2 separate regions of the Homo sapiens genome follow, and region 2 is linked to region 1. Evidence: chromatin contacts called from ENCODE Hi-C or POLR2A ChIA-PET data. All regions are on one chromosome and are shown on one strand. Each heading gives the region's core, a stretch centred on a gene start or an enhancer-like site at or near the end of the contact. The rest is flanking DNA. Distances are from core to core; before and after follow the strand shown.

Region 1 (5,842 bases), core at 981-3,480:
AGGCAAAAGCAATATAAAGACATAAGTGCAGGAATTAGTAGAGAAGATAGTGAATCAGATTTTGGTCTACAAATTCTAGATTGTATTTTTAGTTGTTTAGGCAGATCACTTACTCTCTCCCCTGTCTGCTGCTTCTCTAACTACCTATTTTACAAACTTGATGTGAAGAATAAGATCTCGCTCATTAGTCAATATTTTAACATCGTTCAGAACAGTCCTCCCTTCGAAAATACTGAATACCATCTCTAGCTTTTCCCAATCGACCACAATTTGCAGATTTTCCTGTATCACAGAATGCCTCAAGTGTAAAGAAGCCCACTATATGCCAAAACATGCATTTTCGTTTTCATATAAAAGGTAAAACTCTCTTCCTCTATTCTCACAAATTCTTTTAGGCTCTGAAACCATGGCTTCTGGCCACTGTATACTCCTAATTTAAATACGGGTTTGTTTAATAATCTAGGAGAAAAGGCACACTGTGATCTCAAGAGCAGAATATATTCTGAAAGACAGTAATAGCCCTCATGAATAAAAAACAAACCAAATTCAGATTAGGGGGATGTGCACAGAGAAAGTAAAAGGGCAGTTAAGAGTCTTGAAAGATAAAGGTGTTCAGCTGAACACAAAAAGTTTAAATCCAGAGAATTATTTCTCAACCAGTGACACAGGCCACAGAACTTACAAAGTGCCATGGTTTTCTAGGATCTTTTGTTTGGCTTATTCTCCTCTTCAACTTTTTCTGTCCTGTTCCACTTTTCTCAGCATGTTAACTCATCTCCTTTCATCTCCAGGCTCACATCAGAATTCAACAGAGGACTCATCTCAAGTGGCAGGCAGTTCCTACACCCTTCTGACACAATTCCCAGATATGGCATGAGAAATCCCACTCTACCCAAGATATAATAACACTGTAAATTTAGAAACTTATAAATAATACAAGGGAATACAAAGTTTAGAACTGTATAAGACTCTTGGCCTGTAGTATTTCTGCTCTCCTGCATCTTTAAGCCAACAAAAATAACGACGGGCAATTTTTCATTTGTCAGTCAACTTACAAGGAATTTTAAGCACTGCAGTCAGAGGTACTAATCCAGTCTACAGAACAAAAACCCATTCTACAGAACAAAGCAAGCAAACACACCCAAACATGCATCTAACTGCAACGACAATTCTCTACCGGGTGCTTTTTTCTGGGGGCATTTCACTGCAAAAATCAGGCAAACCAGTTCTTGGACTCGATTCTGCGTGCTTGCCATACTCCAAAGTTAGATGATACAATAAACAACTTCTTCCCTTCCCTCTCCCGTGGTCACGTCACCTGTTGCATCACCTGGAAAGTGGTCTTCAGAGTGTAGGAAAGGAGCACCACCAGGATCTCTAAATAATTCAGCTGGGCTATTTTCTTGAGAAATGTTAGCCTCATTCATATTTTAACGAGGTTGCCTTTAACACACAAGGAAAGGGTGTGTTGGCTCCTGTTCACCTTTGAAGAGATTCTAGCACAGGCACCCGAAAGCTGTGACCTTCTGGACTTAGAGGGGCTTGGGAGTTTCTGAAGACGTAGCCATGGAGAGAGACGGACAGTTCGGCAGAAGCAGAGGAGCTGGGAGCGCAGGCGGTCGGGACGGGGGTCCCGGGGCAGCCCCGGGGGCCGGCAAGTGGGGTTGGAAACGCAACGGAAGCTTTGCCGAAAGGACACTGCACGTCGGCCAAGGGGTCGGGCCCAGAGCCGGGGTCGGGTCCAAGCTGAGCGGATGGGAGAGGTTCAAGCCCACCCGAGCTTTGGCCAAAACCCTCGGGCTGACTGGGTTCACCGGAGCGTCGACGAGTGCGAGGATTAAAAAATAACAATACTCCCTCCTTCACCCCCGGCTTCCCCCGAGAACTAGGCTGGAGGCGGAGACGCCAGGCAGGAAGCGCCTGGGGCCGGGGTCCGAGCCCCACGGGCGAGAGGAAGCCGGCCTGGGCCAGGGCTCGGGGCCGCCAGGGGCCGCACTCACCATGTCGTACACGTTGAGCACCACTAACTGGTTAGCCCCCATCCTCCTCCCCGCGGCCGCCGCCTCGTCCTCAAGCCGCTCCGTCTCCGCGGGGCCGGAGGCCGCTCTCACCCCCGCGGGCGCTTCAGGGGGCCTGAGCCGGGCACTAAGCGTACAGCCCGGCCCGCGGCAGCCGGGGCGGAAGCATCGGGCAGCCGAGCCGCTCCCGGGCGCCGCCGACAGGAGCGTCTGTGCGGACGGGGCCGGACCGTTGGCGGCCCGCTCCGGATGAGGCACCTCCCCTAGGCGGCAGACACGTGGGGAAAGGCGGGGCTTGAGCAAGGGGCGGGCGCCAGGCGCCCCGGGGGCGGGGCCGGCCCGGCGCCAGGACTGAGCCCGCCTGCGCTCTGGTTCTCGGCCGGCGCACCTCGGGACCTAAAATGGCGGCAACTCCGGCGCCTCCGCGTCCTGGAGGAACGGGGACCCAGGAAGACTACAGTTCCCAGCATGCAGTGAGGATTCCCCCTTGCTACTATAAGTGCAGAGGCGGAGTCTCAACAGCCCTTCGACTACAACTCCCTGCATGCCGCGGGGGCCCCGGTCCTACCAGACCAGGCCTCCCCGGGAGACTACAACTCCCAGCATGCAGTGCTTTAGAGCTGCGGCAGATCCCTTGCCGCCCGCGGGCGGTGAAATCTCCTACCTTCATTCACCCTCTCATCTCAGGTGCTGCTGCTGTTAGTAGTTCATGTTGCGTTGAGCTCGATGAAGCCAGCGAAATGTGGCAAAAGACCAGAGTGATGACCCTAAGTTTTCCAAATGCTTCCTCACCTTTTATTTGGCAAGGGGAGTGGTGGGGAAATAGAGGAAGACGAGTTACTGGTGTGGGATGAGGTGTAACGTGCATCCAATTAATCCTCAATGTGGAATTTACATTTTGTGAAACTATCCTGCTGAGATGGGAAGGGTACAGTAACCGTAGCTTAGCACAATCCTGGGACGTAGTATGCAGCTCTGCATTAATTCAACAAATGTTTGTTATGTGCTTCCTATGTGCCAGGCAGTGTTGTAGGCCCTCGGGAATGCCGTGATAAACAGGAACAGGGACATACAAAATATCACTGGTATGTGCTTTGCAGAAAATTTAAGTAAGGTGAAGTCATTCTTAAATTGGCTGCACGGGGAAGATCGCTGTAATGAGTTTTAAGCTGAAATGTGAATGACAAAGCCAGCCCCGCAGATATGAGGGGGAGGAGTATTTCAGTCAAAGGGAACAAATGCAAAGATCTGAAGCATGAAGGAGTTTTCTGTATTCAAGGAAACAAAAGATCACTCTTGCTGGGACACAGTAGGCAAGGAGTCGACGGTACTAGATGAGCTGGGCAGGTAGGCAGAGGCCAGATCCCGGAAGGATTTTAAAATTCATAACAGGGGTTGTATTTTAAACGAAGCCATAAGTTTGGACCAGGGAGTGAAATGAGTGTGCGTGTGTTTAAAAATGATTACTTGGGTTGCTGTGTGGAAAATGGATTTCAGAGAGGCAAAGGAGGTGGAAATAGGGAGATGAGTGTGGCAGATTGTGAAAATAGCCACAAATTATTTCCAGTCTCCCAAATTATACTCTTTGGTGGTGTCTACCCCCACTGACTGCACTGGACTGTGACTTGCTGTGGACGTGGGACATTAACATCGTGCAAGCAGAGGCTTAAAAAACACTTGTGAGTTGGGGCTTGCCCTCTTGCTGAACTTGGGAGTCCTGTGACCACCATTTTAGGAATGAGTGTGGGCTAGCCTGATGGATGATGAGGGACACGTGGTCAAGTCACGGCCCACATCCAGCTGACAACCAACCAACTGCGAACATGTGAAGCTCTCCCGGACTATCCTTCCCTGGCCACAACCACATGGATCGGACGAACTGACCAGCCAACCCACAGAATGTGAGAAATAATGTTTTAAGTCACAAAGTTTTGGGGGTGGTTATGTGGCAAAAGTTAATCAAGTCCACCAATTGGATGCTGTTCCAGAAGTGCATGCCAGCAAGTGGCTTCGTTGTGGCTGATAGTGGTGGAGACCGAAATAATTAGAGTTTAAATATTTTGGAGTAAAGTCTGTGGAACTTGCTAATGGGTTAGATGTTGAGTTGGTTAGGGAGAGAGGATTCGAGAATAACTTCTAGATTTTTGACTTGGGGAACTGAGTGGATAGTCCTGGCACTTCTAAGATGTGAAACATTTTGGGGAGGAGCAGGCTGGGGGTAGGGAAATCAAGAGCTATGGTTTGGTCATGCTAAGTTTGAGATGCCTTTTAGACATCCATGACTGCCAAGTAGTAGACATTTGAATAAACTGGAGTCATGGCCATTTATAGACTTGGGGCTTGGTTGGATGACCTAGGAATATGTGTAGCTAAAAAGAAGTGGGCCAAGAACAAAGCTCTAGGACCCTTCACCATGTAGAGGTCAAGTAAAGTATGAAGAGGAAGCACGGAGGCAGGAGGAAAATCAGAAAGAACATGATAACATTGATGTCAAGACTATTGGATTCAGCAATATAGAAATCACTGGTAGCTTTGATGTGAGCGGTCTCTGGGAGGAGTGAGATTTAAATAACTGCTTTAACAGTTTGAGAAGCAAATGTAAGGTGACAAAAGGGAGACAACTTAACTTGGGGGCAACAGCTGGATAAGGCGGTGTGGTCAATGGAGGGCATTTTGAAGATGGGAGATGCTGAGGCATACTTGCATGTAAAGGGAGAAAAATTGATATAGGAGAGGGAAAGATTTGCAAGGGCAAAGAAGGGAGAGGGATCCAGGACACAAGTTAATGGTTGCTGTTTAGTAGGGGGGATGCTTCATCTGTAGTGATGGCATAGAAGGCAGATGCAGGTGCACAGTTACGGCATAGAAGGCACGGAGACGGGTAGGCAGGTTAGAAATACGGGAGTGTAGGAAATGAGGGTGTTTATTCCTGATTTACTTTTACTTTCTCAGTGAATTATGAGGCAAGAATGTCTTCAAAGAGTAAGACGTGAGGAGAGGGGCATAGGGAGTTTGGAGAGACAGAAGGTGATGTAAAATAGAGGAAATAAGTAAACTTGGAAAATATGGTTTGTCAGGTAGTGTTGGGGGACAGTAAATGCTGTGCACATCATTACTTGACTGTCCTCTGGAAGGTTGTTGACAAAGTTCTAAAACCTGTTTTTGGTGCATCAGCTGCCTTGCTTCTCTTTCCTCCCATGGTGTTCCTCCCCACCTTAAGCAATTACAAACTACGTAATCACATCTGCTAAGCCCTTTTTCCTGTGAAAGGTGGGGAAAAGGCACTGTGCATTTGCACCTTATTTAGTCCTGGCTGCAGTCCCCATAGATTCACTTTAACTCTTACTGTACACACTCCCTTTGCCCTTTGTGATCTCATCCACTCTCAGCTGTAACTGTTGCATGTATACTGAAGAGCCGCATGTCTCCATCTTCGGTGCTCTTCTCTCTCCAGAGTGCTAGGCCAGTATAACCTACAGCCTCTTGGACTTCTCTAACAGGATGTGTTGGTTTCCCTTGGCTGCAAATTGCCACAAACTTAGTGGTTTAAAATAACACAAACTTATTTTCTTATAGTTCTAGAGATCAGAAGTCCAAAATGGGTCTCCCTGGGTTAACATCAAGGGCTGTGTTCCTTCTGGAGACTCTAGGGGACAATCTGCTTCCTTGCTTTCCCAGGTTCTAGAGGCTGCCCTCATTCCTTGGCTCATGGCTCATGGCCCCGTCACTCCAGTGCCCACCCCCCACCCCACACGCCATTTCCATCATCATGTCTTCTCTGACTCCCTTATTTCTCCTTCTTACTTATGAAGAGCCTTGTGATT
Region 2 (5,842 bases), core at 2,120-4,619, 1.9 Mb before region 1:
CCGACAGCTTCCCTACCCCAGGTGACACACACCCCTCCCTCTGGGATCAGCAGCCTGCAGGTGTGTCCTCAGTGTCAGACCCCAGGGGCCACCGAGAGACCCTGAGGACTCCGGAGACCCAGGCAGGTGGGGCCCGGCCCAGAAAGGACTCTTTGGGCCCACTGGAGGTGCTGCCTGATCACGTCTGTTTTTCTTTCAGCCAAACCCAGGCAAGGGTCCTCAGCAGCCAGGGCTGTGCTGGCTTCACGTGGCAGGAAGGCCCTCTGCAAGGGGGATGGGCAGGTGCCCCCTGGCCCACCAGCCTGGTTCCAGCGGCCCATTTGGTCTGCTTCCCCACCATGGGTTCCTTGTCCTCTCACACCTGTCCTGGTGGGGCTTCCATGTGGCCAAGGCCCAGGGGCGTGAGGGGGCTTCTGGGGAGCCCAGGGCAGCAGGCCATTCTCTGGGGGACCCAGGACTTATGGTGTGCCCAGCCTGGCCTTGGCTCAAGGAGGACCTCGGGGTTCCTGGAGGTACCTGCAGCGGAACTCCATGTCCCGACTCCCAGTGGACTTGGATGTGGGGGGCCCTTGGTTCCATAATAATTTCAAACAGAGCTGCTGAGCTCATGTCCCTTCTGAATGTGTCCTGGACAGCCCTGGGACCATGGGGCAGGCTTAGCCCCGGAAGCCCATGGGGACCCCCATATCAGGCCCTGCCTAGGCCCATCAGGACTAAGAGGGAAGTTGGGAGATGCCCCCACAGCAGCATGGGCACCTGCATCTGGCCCCCTTGGTGGCCAATGACGGGCATGCCTAGAAGGAGCCAGGGTGGCACCCCACCAGCAATCCCAGACACCTTGGAAAATGCTGTTCAATGAGGAAGCCGGTCCCGTCAAGGCCATGAGAGAGAAAGGTGAGCATGGCATCCCTGCAGCCCAGCCAGCCAGTAGCATGCCCTGGGTCCTTGGTCCCAACCTGTGGAACAGTGTCCCCCTCCCAGGGCACAATTCGCAGGCCAAGAGGGGCCTGGCCTAGACCCCAGCCCTGGGAAGAGCGGGGAACCAGAGGTGTGGTGGGCTCCCAGCTGCAGTCAGCATGGCCATGCAGGGGGCCCTGGTACCACGGAGCTCTGCACTGTCACAATTCACCTCGCAGGGGCCGGCGAGATCCCGAAGCCTCGCAGCAACTGCTGCAGCCACAGCAGGCGCCACCACCACATGCCTTCCAGCCGCCAGTGCAGGGTTTCCCGACAGCAGGGTGTCCTGCAGCCCTCGCCTCAGCGGCTCAGACGCTGAAGGTATCTGTGGTTCATGTTTCTAGTGCTCCCACCAAAGAGAATCACTATGGAGGATGCTCTTGGTCCTGAGGTGAGCAAAACAGCACGCCCTGTGAATGGAGCCGGCTTCTTTCCTGGCCACCATGCTTGCTGGATGGGCCCACGGAGCAAGTGGCCTTGAGACGGGCATGGGAACGGAAGAGGCTCAGCATCCTGCACGTGCCCTTACCGAGGCTCACCAGGCTGACACCACTGCTGAGCGCCCCTCCGTGGATGAGACACTTGCACCCAGTCTCTGGGTTGGCACCATTTCCCAGGAGGACCAGCTGGCCACCTGCTGGCAGGCTAATCACACTGTGGAGGGGGCTGAGATTGGCTTTCACTGCACCAAGCCACAATGTGGACGTGGATTTGCCGGCCCTGCAGTGCACACAGCACTGCTTCTGACCAGGACACCCCATTCACAGCTGGGGATGTGCAGCATTGCGCTCCCACCTCAGGGCCTTGGCTCTGCCACCTCGACTTGGAATGTTCTCAGCTCCCTCCAGGCTTCTAGAAGCATCTGGGACACAGCTCATGGCTGGATAAGCACCCGAGGCCCCACAACCCAAACAAGCTTCCCATCCTCATTTTATTTTTTGTCAAACTTATGAAAATTTATTAAGATATGACTTACATCCCTGGTAAGTGCACAGCTTAAAAGATATTCACAGATGGAACACACCAGCCCCCAGATCACAAAGCCAACCATGCCCAGCCCCTCCCAACACCCCCAGCCCTGAAACCAGTGTTCTGACTTCTGACAGCACCACGAGCCTGCCTTTTGTACTTTACACTCATGGAAGCATAACCACCTTCATGTTTTAAAATAAATGTTTACTTTTGAAATGACTTTAGATACACAGAAAAATTGAAAGGCACTATAGTGTACTCCTACACCTTCCATCCAGCTGCCCTTAATAATGACATTTTGCATTACCATGGCACGTTTGTCCAAACTAAGAAATTTAGGCCGGGTGGGCTGGGCGCGGTGGCTCACGCCTGTAATCCCAGCACTTTGAGAGGCCGAGGCGGGCGGATCACAAGGTTAGATCGAGACCATCCTGGCTAACACGGTGAAACCTCGTCTCTACTAAAAATACAAAAATTAGCCGGGCGTGGTGGCAGGCGCCTGTAGTCCCAGCTACTCAAGAGGCTGAGGCAGGAGAATCGCTTGAACCCGGGAGGCAGAGGTTGCAGTGAGCCAATATCGTACCACTGCATTCCAGCCTGGGCGAGAATGAGACTCCGTCTCAAAAAACAAAACAAAACAAAACAAACCCCAAAAACAAAAAAGAAAATTAAGCTGGGTGTGGTGGCTCACACCTGTAATTCCAGCAATTCGAGAGGTCGAGGCAGGAGGTTCAGGTTCACTTGAGGCCAGGAGTTTGCGACTAGCCTGGGCGACATAGGTAGACTGTCTCTGGAGGAAAGTAAAAAGCATTAGCCAGGCATGGTGGCGTGAGCCTATAGTCCCATCTAGTCAGGAGGCCCAGGCGGGAGGATTGCACATGCCTGTAGTCCCAGCTACTATGGAGGCTGAGGCAGGAGAATCGCTTGAACCCGGAGGTCAGAGGTTGCAGTGAGCCGAGATCTCGCCACTGCACTCCAGCCTGGGCGACAGAGCAAGACTCCGTCCTAAAACAAAAAAAAGTTACAGTGCAAAGTACTAGTTGTGATGTCATGATGCCTGCAACTTTGAAATAGTTTAACGACAATACGTGTATACATAGCTACAGGTGGGGAGAGAGTGACGAGCAGAAATGGCAAAGTGCTAGGTTGTCTGATTTAGGCGGAGGTATATAGGTGTTCACTGCACTGTTTTCAACTGTTCCGTATGCGTTAAAATGATCGTAATACAATGTTAGAGGGAGAAAAAAAACCCCGCCTGTCTTCTGCGCAGTCGCCATGGGCACGAGCCGCACGCGGAGCCTTACGACCACCTTCAGGTCCCACACACTCCACTCCAGCCGTCCCTCCAGACTCCATCTGCGCATGCTCTTGCCCCACCGCGCCCGCCCCGCCCCTCGGGCGTACGTGTGCGCGCAGGGCGCAGGCGCGCGGGTCCCGGCAGCCCGTGAGACGCCCGCTGCTGGACGCGGGTAGCCGTCTGAGGTGCCGGAGCTGCGGGAGGATGGAGCCGCTGAAGGTGGAAAAGTTCGCAACCGCCAAGAGGGGAAACGGGCTGCGCGCCGTGACCCCGCTGCGCCCCGGAGAGCTACTCTTCCGCTCGGATCCCTTGGCGTACACGGTGTGCAAGGGGAGTCGTGGCGTCGTCTGCGACCGCTGCCTTCTCGGGTGCGTAAGGAGCGCCCTCGCCTACCTGAGTCGCGAGCTGTGTGGGGTGCTGGGGAGGGGGGGGCGTCGGGCGGCCGGCAGCCGCGGGACTCCTGCTGGATGGGGCTGCACAGGCAGCTTGGCGGTGCTGCCCCTGACGCGCGTGTGCCCGGGGGCGGGTCGCTGCTGACAGGCCCCGCCCGGACACCCCCCTAGGTTGCCGCAGCGGGGCTGGGAGGGGGCCCAGGCTCAGCCACTGCCCCCCAACCTGGGCTGCGGTGGAAATGGGAAAGCCATTGGGCAGACTTGAGGGGGAAGCGTTGTGCCGGGGATAATTTTGCTGGGAGACGAAAAGTCTGTGTGCTGGACAGTCTTCCTTGGTGCGGCTGTGGAAATCACACGTGGCGGGCGTGGGGCTGGGTGGGAGCTGGGATGAGTATAAATCAGGCTCCCCTGCAGAGGCCCCGCCGGTAAAGCATCAGGCTTGCAGCAGGTGGAAGAATCTTGATGTCTACGGTGCACCTCTGTGGTCTGGGTTGTGTGTGGCCTGGGGATACGAAGAGGAACGGGACCTCCTCAAAGAGCTGATCAAGTGAGAGAGAGAATTACAGTGTACCAGAAGGGCTGAAATAGAGGGGCAATTAATGTGCTGTGGGAGCATCAGACACGGGTCCCCCGTGTGCTGTGCCATTTAATGGCTGTGCAGGCATGTCTAACTCTTAACCACCATTCTAGATGCAGGGATTCACGTGAAGGTGTTTTGGAAGCCTGGACGCGCTGTGCCGGTGTAAAGTGCTATGTGAAAGCAATTTATGGAAATGTGTAACATACATGAATAATAGGAACTGCATTCAGTCAACAAATATTATTGAGCTTCTGTGTGCGAGGAAGAAGAGTTCTATTTTGAGATGAGTGCGATGATTTTGTGCATGGCCGCTTTTCAGACCTGCCAGTCTGAGATTTAGGTGGGTGGAGGTGGGACGGTAAGTGCAAAACTCGTATCTGTAATTTGACCATTGTTCTTACTTTGTTCTCATTTGATTCATAATTCAGGAATATGACTTTGCATTTTAGAGCTACCAAATAATAATTTTGTCTGTTGCTTTCTGAAGTAATGATAACAGCGAAAACATCTGTTCGGGAGAGAGCAGCATCTTGAAGTTTTTGTAAACTGTGTGGTTGAAAACAATTCGTTCCTTTCAAGATAGTTCTTGGAACAGAAAAGTTTTGGAATGAATAAATGGTGACAAATTGGCAATTGAATCATTAGAGCTGAAGTTGAGTCTTGTGACACACGGAATTGTGCATTTCCAAAATAAGCTACACAAACCCTTTGTGGGTGGGATGCTTGTTGATTTACCATACTATTTCATTAGTCTCATTCATTTTTCCTGTTTGCAGTAACTGGGGATTTAAGCAAAAAAGGAATTTAATGAAAGAGTTTTGGGGGAGTTCTCAGTGTTGCTTTAAAGTCTGCCAAGACTTGACTGGGCATCGGCTGAACCAAGTTAGGATTGCACTGCAAAAGTAGCTGGGGCTGGGATCTGGGGTGTATATCACTTCTGTCGCCTGATAATATTGGATTCTGCAGTAGGTACCACGAACACCATAGACACTGGACCCTGGTGCTGCTGCTGCTGCTGCTCCTTGGGAAACTCACTGTTGCTGGAGAGTGATTCTCTCAACCATTCTTCTTTGTGATACTGGCTTTTATTCAAAGTCCTCAGTGAGTGTCTTGGATTGGCTAAACTTAGGTCACTGCCTGCACCCCTAGCGCGAGGGAGGTTGAGACGGTATTTAGCCTTTTTGGCTTTTAAGATAGAAGGCAGGCTCACTCTACTTCCCACCGATAGTTATCCAGTGGGGAAATCAGCAAACATAAACATAGAAAAAGGGATATAAGTAAATGCTAAGCATCTAAACAAAACAAGCTAAACAGATTCTTCATAATGACTGACAAATACTTACTAGTATTTTACACAGACACAAAATATTTGCACTTACTTTGGATTGCCAGGATACACAGTTCACTTGTGTTGTGGTAGTAGTTGCTCTGTTTGAACACTCCCATTTTAGTGGTTATAGTGTTCCAAAGAGCCTGGTTGGGAATCACTGCAACCTGAAAATAGTGTTAGGGAAATGTTAGCGCATTGTTTGATGCAGTTTTCTGCCACTGTTGAATGCCTGTCCTTGAGGGATAAGTTTCTGTATTACTTGTCATCTTGTAAGTAAAATTTGTTTCTCTTTATTCACTGTCCATTGTGAAGTC

The links. Hi-C counts contacts between places; a loop is a spot of excess contacts on that map. ChIA-PET counts read pairs that join two places held with the same protein, here RNA polymerase II (POLR2A). Pooled maps may share reads with other maps.
Region 2: a loop to region 1 is called in a map of CD8-positive, alpha-beta T cell, with 3 times the contacts of the local background. The contact joins the promoter of SMYD3 here to the promoter of DESI2 in region 1. A Hi-C loop is called at or near these places in 2 of 168 maps with a recorded cell type or tissue (CD8-positive, alpha-beta T cell and naive thymus-derived CD4-positive, alpha-beta T cell) and 8 of 50 pooled maps. POLR2A ChIA-PET finds 5 or more read pairs at or near these places in 1 of 52 experiments (IMR-90).

What each region holds. Positions count from the first base shown.
Region 1 is chr1:244,649,514-244,655,355 of GRCh38, reverse strand. It overlaps DESI2 (desumoylating isopeptidase 2), which reads right to left and starts at 2,230. Exons shown (of 5, transcript NM_016076.5): 1 at 2,001-2,230. The coding sequence starts at 2,042. RefSeq lists a silencer at 1,717-2,486 and enhancers at 2,567-2,726, 2,986-3,559.
Region 2 is chr1:246,504,806-246,510,647 of GRCh38, reverse strand. It overlaps SMYD3 (SET and MYND domain containing 3), which reads left to right and starts at 3,369. Exons shown (of 12, transcript NM_001167740.2): 1 at 3,369-3,594. The coding sequence starts at 3,431. RefSeq lists silencers at 2,510-2,742, 3,232-3,411, 3,682-3,731 and enhancers at 3,417-3,917, 3,918-4,418.